3 separate regions of the Homo sapiens genome follow, and all the other regions are linked to region 1. A link is a loop called in an ENCODE intact Hi-C map of the cell type or tissue named here. Cell type or tissue: A673. All regions are shown on one strand. Links, peaks and the distances in the headings refer to the core of each region. The heading gives the core; the rest is flanking DNA.

Evidence for each region. Peaks named below come from ENCODE experiments on the same cell type or tissue, not always from the same donor. Only the 100,000 strongest peaks of a DNase experiment are listed, where the experiment ranks them.
Region 2: it touches region 1 in a loop (4-fold over the local background); 2 of 110 quality-filtered maps call a loop at or near these places.
Region 3: it touches region 1 in a loop (4-fold over the local background); 6 of 110 quality-filtered maps call a loop at or near these places.

Annotation. Positions count from the first base shown.
Region 1 is chr12:96,514,166-96,518,681 of GRCh38, forward strand. All of the region lies in intron 5 of CFAP54 (cilia and flagella associated protein 54), which reads left to right. Among named protein-coding and RNA genes, the nearest start is that of CFAP54, 27 kb to the left of the region's middle. RefSeq lists a silencer at 2,557-2,666. In A673, for the core only: a CTCF peak has its summit at 2,757 (motif pointing left); a DNase peak (open chromatin) is centred at 2,696.
Region 2 is chr12:95,579,982-95,583,773 of GRCh38, forward strand. No RefSeq gene overlaps it. Among named protein-coding and RNA genes, the nearest start is that of USP44, 30 kb to the left of the region's middle. In A673, for the core only: a CTCF peak has its summit at 2,663 (motif pointing right); a DNase peak (open chromatin) is centred at 2,660.
Region 3 is chr12:96,013,475-96,017,266 of GRCh38, forward strand. LTA4H (leukotriene A4 hydrolase) reads right to left here. Exons shown (of 19, transcript NM_000895.3): 10 at 3,570-3,640; 11 at 2,109-2,220; 12 at 1,381-1,525; 13 at 276-379. Among named protein-coding and RNA genes, the nearest start is that of HAL, 19 kb to the left of the region's middle. In A673, for the core only: a CTCF peak has its summit at 2,392 (motif pointing right); no DNase peak of the experiment used is centred there.

The DNA of each region.
Region 1 (4,516 bases), core at 1,298-3,797:
TTTATTCTTTATTCCATACAGAACCTTACCCTGAATATTCTAACACTCAGGAGAGATATGTTTTTTCTTATTTCCTCAAAGCATAGCCAAGTATCTTAAAAGTTGACAACATCTGAAAAATAAAAATGGAAGTAAAGAAATTTGCATGCTCAATGGATAACATTAATTATGTGTTCTCTCTCTGTTTTGCTTCTCAAATTAAAAAACTCTATGACAGACAGTGACTTGAAGAAGCTCTGTGCCAGCTTTCTGAGTGTGAATTAAATTGAGGGGGGACTCTCCCAGGCCTAATGTAAACTTGGCCCGCAGACTACTGCAATGATGCTACATTCAGTTCCAGATGATTTCCTAAAGAGAATTTGCATACTCTGGTTGCGCTTGGTGTAACAACAACAAACATGGCTTCACAGGACCATCATAGTTTGGTCTGCTGCAGTGCTTGCTGCCAAAGCTTTGAAGGGCAGAAATGTCTGTGCCGACATTTGACTGTTAGTGTTTGTGCTTGTTAACACTGAGAGAATTTTAAAGTGACAGTCATCTTAAAATAATTTCTTATTCATAACCTTTGTAAGACATTTCTTCTCTGCCTCATATACCTTGAGTTTGTCTCTGATAAAATAAGGATAGTTGAGTATTTTGCCATGCTGATTAAATAGGTATTCTAATCTTATTAGGAGATAAATCTTCAGTTTTTCAACCATAAGGAAACCATGGGAACCGATAATATTTTATATGAATTAATAAAAGCACAGGGTACATAAATTTTGCCACTAAAATTATTCTTTTGTTCATTATATTTCAAAACTTAAATCGCCTGTAAAATGACACTAAAATGAGTATAGTTCTTTTTTTTTTTTTTTTGAGACTGAGTGTTGCTCTGTTGCCCAGGCTGGGTGCAGTGGCGCCGTCTTAGCTCACTGCAAGCTCTGCCTCCTGGGTTCAAGTGATTCTCCTGCCACAGCCCCCTGAGTAGCTGGGATTACAGGCACCCACCACCATGCCAGGCTAATTTTTTGTATTTTTAGTAGAGATGGGGTTTCATCATATTGGCTAGGCTGGTCTCGAACTCCTGACCTCCAGTGATCTTCCCGCCTCAAGCCTTCCAAAATGCTGGGATTACAGGCGTGAGCCACGGTGCCTGGCCCAAAATGAGTATAGTTCTGTGGTGCCAGTCTTGTGGGATGGGGATGGGAGGTGAGGGATGCAATAATTTTGGGGGAGGGGTGGGTGGTTGTACATTTGGCACCTGAAGATCTGAATGACATTCTTTCTGTTTCAAGGAAATTAATAATTTTCACCAGTAATTCCCAAACCTCCAGTTGGTAAATTGATTCCTGAGCTGAGGCTAAAAATGGATTTGATGGGTCCATTTAATGGAGACAAGTCTTTGGAGGTCCCACCGTGTGTGAGATGTCCTGGGTCTGAGGGCTTTGAATACTGTAGTGACTTCAGAGTTCAAGTATGTTATAGCCTAAGACGGAAGGAGAAATAGACCTGGGCTCCTCATGCTGTCTAAACTCCCGTTTTTATAGGATCTAGGCATGATGGCTAGCTTTTGTTATTATTGAATCTATACCATGTGCTAGGTCCTGTGAAAGGCTTATGAGGTGGGCACTAGCATCATCATCATTAACATTGATTGAATGAATGCCTACCGTCATCAAGTATGCTTGTAAGCACTTTCATTTGTCATCTCATTTAATCTTCACACCACCACTTTGAGAAAGGTGCTGTCATTACCTCTATGTTTTTTTTTTTTTTTTTTTTTGATATGGAGTCTCGCTCTGTCGCCCAGGCTGGAGTGCAGTGGCGCGGTCTTGGCTCACTGCAAGCTCCACCTCCCGGGTTCACGCCATTCTTCTGCCTCAGCCTCCTGAGTAGCTGGGACTACAGGCACCCGCCCCAATGCCTGGCTAATTTTTTGTATTTTTAGTAGAGACAGGGTTTCACCTTGTTAGCCAGGATGGTCTTGATCTCCTGACCTCGTGATCCACCCGCCTCGGCCTCCCAAAGTGCTGGGATTACAGGTGTGAGCCACTGCGTCCGGCCATTACCTCTATCTTATATAATAGATAAGGAAGCTGAGGCTGGGAAAAGTTACTTTGCTTAGGGTCACACATCTAGTCAGAGATGTGCTGAGACCAGGGGCAGTGTCACTCTGTACCATTAGAATAATGCATGTCTGTTGACTAAATAGAATCCCGTCATGACCCATTCTATTTTGGTTTACATACTCAAATGGAGAAGCTGCAGGGAAGGGGTTGATATTTTCTGATATAACCCTATCTTCCTAAAGACATCCTGAAAACCAAAACTAACCAGGGGCTCTTCCGTAGGTGAGAAACACCTAATTTAGTGCTGCAGCAGGTCACCAGCATAAGCTTAGGGAATAGAGGGCGGTCGGACTTCTGAAACCTCTTTCCCTGAAGACATATGACCATTTTGCTTTTGTTTATGGAATAATTTAGCTTCTTTGGTGGCATTTAAAACTGTAGTATAGTACTCAGCAAACATTAAAGAATACATCTAGAATCTGTTCATTCTAAGAAACGATTGATTTCTGTTTCATTTTACTATGAAACTGAAATGGTTTGACAACGTATGTGGCTTGAACAGTTACTGTCAAATTATTTCACGTACCATTACACAAACTTTAAGTCCTAACTTTGAAATTGCTTGTCATTTTCTTTAAATGGTGTAAGCTGATATAAATGAGGCTGCAGCGCCATCCTGTGGCTGAGCTGATTTAATCGTATGTATATTTCCTGCTCAACACCTGCAACATGCTCTTACTGGGGCCATGTTTTAGATATGGATATCATTTGACTTTTTAAAGTTTTTTTTTTTTTTTCCATGAAGAGAATAGTCCTGATGTATCCTATTAAATTTTTTAATTAATAGAAACAATTATTTGTAGCTTTTAAGGGTAAGAAAAAAATGCTACAAATTGAGTCATATTTTGAAAATGGCTTTTCCTGTTTAAACTTGAAAGATGGTTTTTCATAACCCTAAGTGGTTTATGGTGAGCTTCTCCCCTTTGTCAGGGCTCCTCTGTGTAGTGGAAAGAACACTGCATTTGGGAGTTCAAAGACCTGAGTTTCAGCCCCAGCTCTTTTGATTAGAGTGAGTTTAGCCTCATGGAGTCAAGCTAGGTTACTTTTAAGATCTCTTCTGGCACAAAAAACTTTGATTTTCCATAGCAAATCAAATACAATGTGAACAATTGTTAACTGAAGCTATTTTCATTTTGAAATGTGAAATTTCTAATACCAGGAGTCCTGAAGGATTTTAGAAAGATGTGAATTTAAAGGGGAAATTTAGGCATGGCTTAATCATATACCACCCAACCCAAACCACAACAATCTAAATGCAAAAATCTGAAATAGAGATTGTTAGGGAGCAGCAAATGTGAGAAAAATTCGAGGGTTTTTGGTGATATGATTAATTTCATATCAGTTCACAAAGTTCACAACAATAGCAATGACAGCAACAACAAAAACAGCAAGGAATCAACCTTAGTCTAATTTAGAAGAGGTACAGTGTCCACAACCAGGGACTGAAAGCATTCACTGTACTGTGGTCTAGCCATACACCCTGAAAGGATGCTGGCAACCTGGGGTAAAGCCACAGAAGGCCAATCATGGTGGAGAAGGGCAGTGCAGTTCCGTGAGGGATGGAAGTGCTTGGGGATATTTACCCTGGACGAGAGAGCTGAGGGAGAGGGCAGGCTACATAAATGTTTTTAGATTTCTGGATGGCTGTAATTTAGAAGTGAGTTCTGGATTGCTTTGTGCTGTTCTGGAAGACATGAGGACCAATGCACTGGAGGTATATTAAGGTGGATTTTATTTTAGATTATGGAAGTATTTTCCTAGCATGTCATGTACGTTGTCACTTTCTCCATAACAGCACTATTGTAATGTGAAAAAATACCCATTTTACAGATGAGAAAATTGAGGCGTAAAGAGGTAAAATGATCCAGCCACTAGGTGGTAAAATTGGGACCAAAATCCAGGTTTATTTGATTCTAATCTTGGACCATTTCTACTAAGCATCACAGGCCCCAGGCTGTAAGCCTTTTTCATTTTCCTTACCTCCTATACCAGCTAATCTTCAGAATCATATACTGGTTCCAGGCCAACAAATAACAATTGTATCATTGGAGTTAATTCCTAGACTACTGTTGACATGGTAAATGTTAATAAAAATGAGCAGAGAGGCTTATAATAAGACAAGACAGGCCGGGTGCAGTGGCTCATGCCTGTAATTCCAGCAGTTTGGGAGGCCGAGGCGGGTGGATCACTTGAGGTCAGGAGTTCAAGACCAGCTTGGTCAACGTGGTAAAACCCCCTCTCTACTAAAATAGAAAAATTAGCCAGGTGTGGTGGTGCACACCTGTAGTTCCAGTTACTTAGGAGGCTGAGGCATGAGAATCAATTGAACCCAGGGGGCGGAGGTTGCAGTAAGCTGCGATTGTGCCATTGCACTCCAGCCTGGGTGACAGAGCAAGACTCTG
Region 2 (3,792 bases), core at 1,293-3,792, 930 kb before region 1:
TTTTTTTTCTCAGATGGAGTCTCACTCTGTCGCCTAGGCTAGAGTGCAGTGGTGCTGTCTCAGCTCACTGCAACCTCCACCTCCTGGGCTCAAGGATTATAAGTGTGCACCATCACTCCCGGCTAATTTTTGTATTTTTAATAGAGACACGGTTTCACCATGTTGGCCAGGCTGGTCTCGAACTTCTGAGCTCAAGTGATCCACCTGCCTTGGCCCCACAAAGTGCTGGGATTATAGGTGTGAGCCACCACATCTGGCCAGTGACATTGATTTTTGTTTTAAGTTATTTTTAAAAATGTGGCTGGACACAGTGGCTCACTCCTGTAATCCTAGCACTTTGGGAGGCCGAGGTGGGCTGATTGCTTGAACTCAGGAGCTGGAGACCAGCCTGGGCAACATGGCGAAACCCTGCTTCTGCGAAAAATACAAAAAAATAGCTGGGTGTGGTGGCCCCTGCCTGTGGCCCCAGTTACTCAGCAGGCTGAGTTAGGAGGATGGCTTAAGCCTGAGGAGCAGAGGCTGCAGTGAGCCAAGATGGCGCCACTGCACTCCAGCCTGGGTGACAGAGGGAGACCCTGTCTCAAACAAATAAAATAAAATTTAACAACTCTTTATTGAGTATCTTCTATGTGCAAGGCACTGTGCTTAGTAGTTGTGTCTATGTATATGTAGGTGGGGAAAGGAGATTATAAGGAAATGAAAGTTTCTCAATCTTTTAGTCTCTGTTTTTCTCTCTCACCCTAACTCTGTACCTTTTATGCAACCCAACTCAACAACCAGGAAAAAAAGACAAGATCCATTCACATGTATTGCCCAGGGTGTGTCCACCCTGGTTCCTTTTCTTGCTCTAGATAATGTTTCCTGCCATTTGGACTTGCATTGATCTTGATTACCCCAAATGAATTCTTAGAACTCTTTAAGAACTTGGACTTACCTTTCAGAATGTTCTTACTCCTAGATGCTTTGAGGTAGATACCGTGCTCCAGCTCTGGTCATGAGGACCCAAACCCTGGCAGCAACTGGCTCACTCTTACAGTGGGGAACTCTTTTTTTTTTTTTTTTTTTGAAAGGAGTCTCATTCTGTTTCCCAGGCTGCAGTGCAGTGTTATGATCTTGGTGCACTGCAACCTCTGCCTCCCAGGTTCAAACAATTCTCCCACCGCAGCCTCCCAAGTAGCTGGGATTACAGGCATGCGCCACCATGCCCGGCTAATTTTTGTATTTTTAGTAGAGATGGGGTTTTTGCCACGTTGGCCAGGCTGGTATCGAACTCCTGACCTTGAGTGCACCCACCTTGGCCTCCCAGAGTGCTGGGATTACAGACATGAGCCACTGCGCCTGGCCTGGTTTGGATATTTGGTTTGCGTCTTTTGTCTAATAGCAGTCCCTCCTCCCCTGGCCCCCTGTATCCTGATATTTAGTCTTGTACCTGTGAGACAGTTTTTCAAGTCACCACTGCTGGTGTTGATCCCATATTTAACATGTAGACCACATTTAACTCTGTAAGGCTCAGACTTCCTTAGCTAGGGCGACCTTTTAGGAACCCTGCTATGGTGGGATTGATACTGTGCCTTCACTATAAGGCGATTGTAGATTAATAATTAGGATGCTTTTCTCAAAGAAATAGGGGAACTCAATATCTAATATTATTATCTTTATTAGCATTTAAATATGCTAGTAAACCAAGTTCTATCATACTAGTTACTGTCCAAGCATGCTTAAATTTGATGCCTTTTTTGAATAAGACAAGAACATGGAGATTTATTCTCAAGACATACAGAACACTTGAAAAGTCTAAACAATGTGTTAAAATGTAACAGGAAAAAAGAAGCTATGTGTGAATTTCCTGATGTGCTAAATTATTATAGATGTTTGCCTGCTTGGGTCAGAATTATTATCTCATTTCTTGTCTTTCCAGCTGCAGCAAAAATCCTCCAGAGAACCATGTTTACAGCTATGGCCACTGATGATCTTAACAATAGAAATCAGTGATCCTGTTTAGTGAATAACAGCTTACTGTTACTAGTGAATAACAGTTCATACAGTGTTCATAACATGAGCTGGCTATGAAGTGGCATCCAAGAGGAGTTAAGTGGGTATGAATGGCTTAATGAAAAATTACACTTTACAAAATACTTCAAGTCCAGCTGGTGGTAGAAGAAATCCATCTGGGAATTAAGCTCATCAGGAGTTTAACAACTATGCTAGTTTAGGTTTGCCATGACTGAATGGATCTAGAGTATAGGGTTCAGCCCAAGTACAGTGGCTGATGCCTATAATCTCAGTGATTTGGGAGGCCTAAGTGGGAGGATTGCTTGAGACCAGGAGTTCAAGACTAGCCTGGACAACAACACCCCATCTCTACCCCCGTCCCCCCAGAAAAGTTAGCCAGGTACGGTAGCATGCACCTATAGTTCCAGCTACTTAGGAGGCTGAGGCAGGAGGATCCCTTGAGTCCAGGAATTCGAGGCTGCAGTGAGTTATGATCACACCACTGCACTCCAGCCTGAGTGACACAGTGAGACCCTGTTTCTTTAAAAAAAAAAAAAAAGGTGAAACGTTCTTAAGAGTAGGAAAGCAGCATCTGTCTCCTGAGATCGAAACACTTTGTGATTTTTTTTTTCCCATGGATTTACTTCCTTAGTGCATTTTACCATAAGGGGGTGCTCTGGGATAATACTTTTCAGCACAGCAGTGGTCTCTTCTGCTCTGTTAACTGAAAAAAGGCAAGCATTTATTAATTCTGCATCCCTTCTGTATTCACTAATTTTCAAAACGTGTCCATTTACATTAAAAATATGAAAAACAATTAGTGAAAACTATTTAAAATGTAAACAACCAGTGTCTGACTGCTAAGGAAAAGACAAACATTGAAAACTCTTGTAGGGCTCAGACTTCCTTAGCTAGAGCTGACCTTTTAGGAACACTGCTATGGTGGGATTGATATTGTGCCTTTAGTATAAGGCAATTGTAGATTAATAATTAGGATGCTTTTCTCAAATAAATAGGGGAACTCAATATCCAATGAGGCTAGAGCCGGGCGTGGTGGCTCATGCCTGTAATCCCAGCACTTTGGGAGGCTGAGGCAGGTGGATCACCTGAGATCAGGATTTTGAGACCAGCCTGGTCAACATGGTGAAACTCCATCCTCTACTAAAAACACAAAAAATTAGCGAGGCATGGTGGCACATCCCTGTAATCCCAGCTACTCAGGAGGCAGAGGCAGGATAATCGCTTGAACCCAGGAGGCAGAGGTTGCGGTGAGCCAAAACCATGCCACTGCACTCCAGCCTGGGCAGCAAGAGTGAAACTCCATCTCAAAACAAAAAAACAAAAACAGAAAAGAAAAATAAAAAGAAAAAAAGAGAGAGAGAGATTAGAGTCACAGTGAACTGAAGCTGCACTGGATTTCTTCTGGTTTAGGAGAAGAAAGCCATAAAGGATTTGCATTTGTCCTTTTACTTTAGTTATTTTTTTGGTAGCATTATGTTAACTATATCTTTCCGCCGATGCTGTGGAGATTCATTATGGTTGAAATTGCTTTCTTACAAAGCTCAGTCAGTGTTAACCCATCCTTGGGGAAAAGCATAGGAATTAAGAATTACAAAGTAATTTCATTCTCACTTCTGTCACATTTATGAATCAGTTTTTAGGTTTGTGTGTGTGTTTTTTTTTTTTTTTTTTTTTTTTTGAGATGGAGTTTTGCTCCTGCTGCCCATGTTGGAGTGCAATGGCGCGATCTTGGCTCTCCACAATTTCTGCCTCCCGGATTCAAGTCATTCTCCTGCCTCA
Region 3 (3,792 bases), core at 1,293-3,792, 500 kb before region 1:
GACTAAGTCAAGCTAATATATCCATTACCTCATCTAACTCTATCTTCTAAAATTTATATTCATCACCATACTATTGATGACTTCTCTGAAATAGGAAAATTCTACAGGTAGTTCATGTGGTTAAGATCACATTTAAAATAGAAAAAATATGCAATGAGAGGTTGAGTCCTAAAGTTCTGAACCAATACTACTATTAGATAATACAAGTTAACCTAATCAGTCAATAAATAGAGATATATCGAGCATGAAAAATAGAAAAGGTTTTTAAATCCAACCTTATCTTTAAAATAGGAATACAGGAAATCCTTCCAGTCATCAGTAGTTATGCTCTTATAGGAAAACTTCTCAACATAAGCTTTTAAGAATCCTAGGAAAATCTCTAAGAGTAAAAAAGAAAAGAAATCAATTCATAGAAAGGTAATTATTTGACATTTTGTGTGCGTGTTTGGCATTGTACTATTAACCACAGAGAACAGAGAACATTCAGAGAATAGGGAAATCTACGAGGACTTTCAGAGTGAAAGAATGTTCAAAAAAGGAGGTGGGACTTAAGTTGGGCCTTGAAGAATATATGTAATTCAGTGGAAGGGAGAAGAGAAATTCTAATTATAGGTAAGGGGATAACACATGAAGACACAGAAAAGGAATGCATAACCCAAGTTCTAAAAGCAATAACCTTCACATGACTAGAAAGGAGAAAAATAAGACTGGACAGGCAGAATGGATCCAGGTGACAGACAGCCTTCCAAGTCAATCAACCAAGGAGAACACCTCAATGTCCATCAGTGGGGGATGGGTACATAACTCAGCATAGCTTTATCATGAACTAGTATGATGGCATTAAAAAGTATGAAACAGATTTATATGTACTGACACAGAAGGGTGTATGTGAAATATCGAGCAAAACAAAACACAAATGCAGAGCCAATATATAGCATGACCCATTTTTTGTAATTAAAATAATTACATGTATTTATTTGTCTGCTTGTTAATTTACACCTAGAAAATGATCTGGAGCCATTTACACCAAACTGCTAACAGTGGTTACCCCTGGGGAGTGGAAAGGGGTTGATGGACTCTCACTTGTTACTCTTATAAACTTCTGTACCATAGAAATGTTTTCAGGGAATACACACTATTATCCTAATTTCAAAAACTGATGAGATTTTTTAAAAAATGAAGCAGCATAATTTAAACCTTAGGGGTTATTAATGGTTTTAAGTTGAGAGGTAACTCAGAAAACAATACAGATTTCTTCAGCAGCTACATCCAGAATGAATTGGAAGTATTAAATGGAACAAAACAATAGTTTACAATTCTTCCTAATTCTCACATTACCCTCAAAAAGAAAAAAAAAATCATAAAATACCAACTACTTACCTGGTCCTCCAAGCAGTTGTTCAAGGTAAAAAAGTAAAGCAAAGCCCTTCTCATAGGGAACTGAAGAATAAGCTACATCAGGGTCTATATCTGTCAGATCAACCACAAGTTTGGTGAAAGGATGTGTCTCCCCAAATGTCTTTACCTGCAAGACATGAAATAACATGGAGAAACATATAGAAAGACTGCTATCACCACGCAAATAAGCTAATAAGGAGGTATTACTTCACTCAGTGGTGTAACTTTAGGGGAATCTAAAACTTGGAGACTGGAACACTAGGATATGTTGGCATAAACTTCTGGAAGTCTATTAATAGAATGCTTACTTAAGTAATATTCTCTGTTGTTTCTTGCTCAATAATACAGGCTTTATTCTTATAAAAAGACTAGAAAAATGATTTAATGCCTGGTCAGCAAATTTGGCTTTCAGGAGACAACACTTAAAAATGACATACCAAATAAGATGCAAACATAGTAAACAGCTATATTAATAGCAAAGACCCAGTGAGGTCCCACAGCTCCCTATTTAGACCAGGTCATCAAAACTACCTTACATAGAACAGTGAACAGTGTGGATCAACACAGTGTTATACCAGCATTGACTTCACTTTCCACACTTGTAAAAATGACTTTTTGGTTGCTACACAGTAAAGACGCTTTTATAAAAACTCAGTTTTTAACACCTATACAACTTTGGATGAAGGTTTTTAAAACTTTGACTCCTTTACCGAATTCTGTAGTTCTCCCCATCCTCCCAGAGCATTAAAATGTCTGAACTTTTCACCAAACAATCGTCCGCAAATGTGGCGTTCCAAGTACACAGTATGTCCCTCATTTAACCTGAAAAAAAAATATTTTAATAAAAACACGGACACAGCTGAGAAGAAAAGACATTTCAATCAAGATATTTTCTTTTTGGCTTTTCTACAGAGGAAAGCAGTTGTAAGGCATGACCACTACAGTCTAAGCCGACTCTGGCTCCCAGGCAGTCAATCCAGAGCAATGGGAAGCCCAGCCCAGCAGATGGCAGCAGGGAAAGTTAAGCCCTGCTTCTGCTCTTGCATGTCCCTATGTTAAAAGTGGGAGTATATCAGGAATTAAACTTAACACCTAGACTGAACCTAACACTCCTAACGCTGTAATAAGTGTTACAGAATTTTTAAGAACTATCCTTGTTGGCCGGGCATGGTGGCCCACGCCTGTAATCCTAGCACTTTGGGAGGCCGAGGCGGGAGAATTATCTGAGGTCAGGAGTTCAAGACCAGCCTGGCCAACATGGTGAAACCCCGTCTCTACTAAAAATACAAAAATGAGCTGAGCATGGTGGCGTGCACCTGTAGTCCCAGATACTCGGGAGGCTAAGGCACAAGAATTGCTTGAACTGAGAGGCAGAGAGATCACACTACTGCACACCAGCCTGGGCGACAGAGTGAGACTCCATCTCAAAAAAAAAAAAAAAAAAAAAATCCTTGTTGGCTGGGCGTGGCGGCTTATGCCTATAATCTCAGCACTTTGGGAGGCCGAGGTGGGCGGATCACTTGAGCTCAGGAGTTTGAGACCAGTCTGGGCGACATGGTGAAATCCCATCTCTATAAAAAATACAAAAATTAGCCAGGCATAGTGGCATGCGCCTTTAGTCTCAGCCACTTTGGAGGCTGAGGAGGGAGGATTGCAACCCTGGAGTTGCAGTTAGCAGAGATTGCACCACTGCACTACAGCCTGGGCCACAGAGTGAGACCTTGTCTCCAATTAAAAAAAAAAAATAGCTGGGCATGGTGGCTCACACCTGTAATCCTAGCACTTTGGGAGGCCAAGGTGGGTGGATTGCCTGAGCTCAGGAGTTCGAGACCAGCCTGGGCAACACGGTGAAACCCCATCTCTACTAAAATACAAAAAATTAGCTGGGCGTGGTGGCGCATGCCTGTAATCCCAGCTACTCGGGAGGCTGAGACAGAAGAATCACTTGAACCTGGGAGGCAGAGCTTGCAGTGAGCTAGATCGCACCACTGCACTCTAGCCTGAGTGACAGAGTGAGACTCCATGTCAAAAAAAAAAAAAATCCTTGCCTACCTAAGAGATGATAACAAAGAAAAACAAGAGATACACACAAAACAATTCAGAGTGGTAGGAGGCAGGGAAAAAAAAATCAGCAACATGAACCAATAAAGAAATAATAACAAAAATCTTACCAAAAGTGATCCCAAGTTTTGTTGGTCACTAGATTCCCTGTCCAGCTATGAGATATTTCATGTGCAATGACCTAAAGAAAACAGTGTGATTAATAGTAAGACTGATTATCTTAACCTAAAATAACCCATTCTACTGTAAACACTCCATGTTATTCAATTTTTAAAAAATATTAGCTGAGATATTCAGGGAGTTACTCAGTTCAGCAAAATCTTTAATTTAACC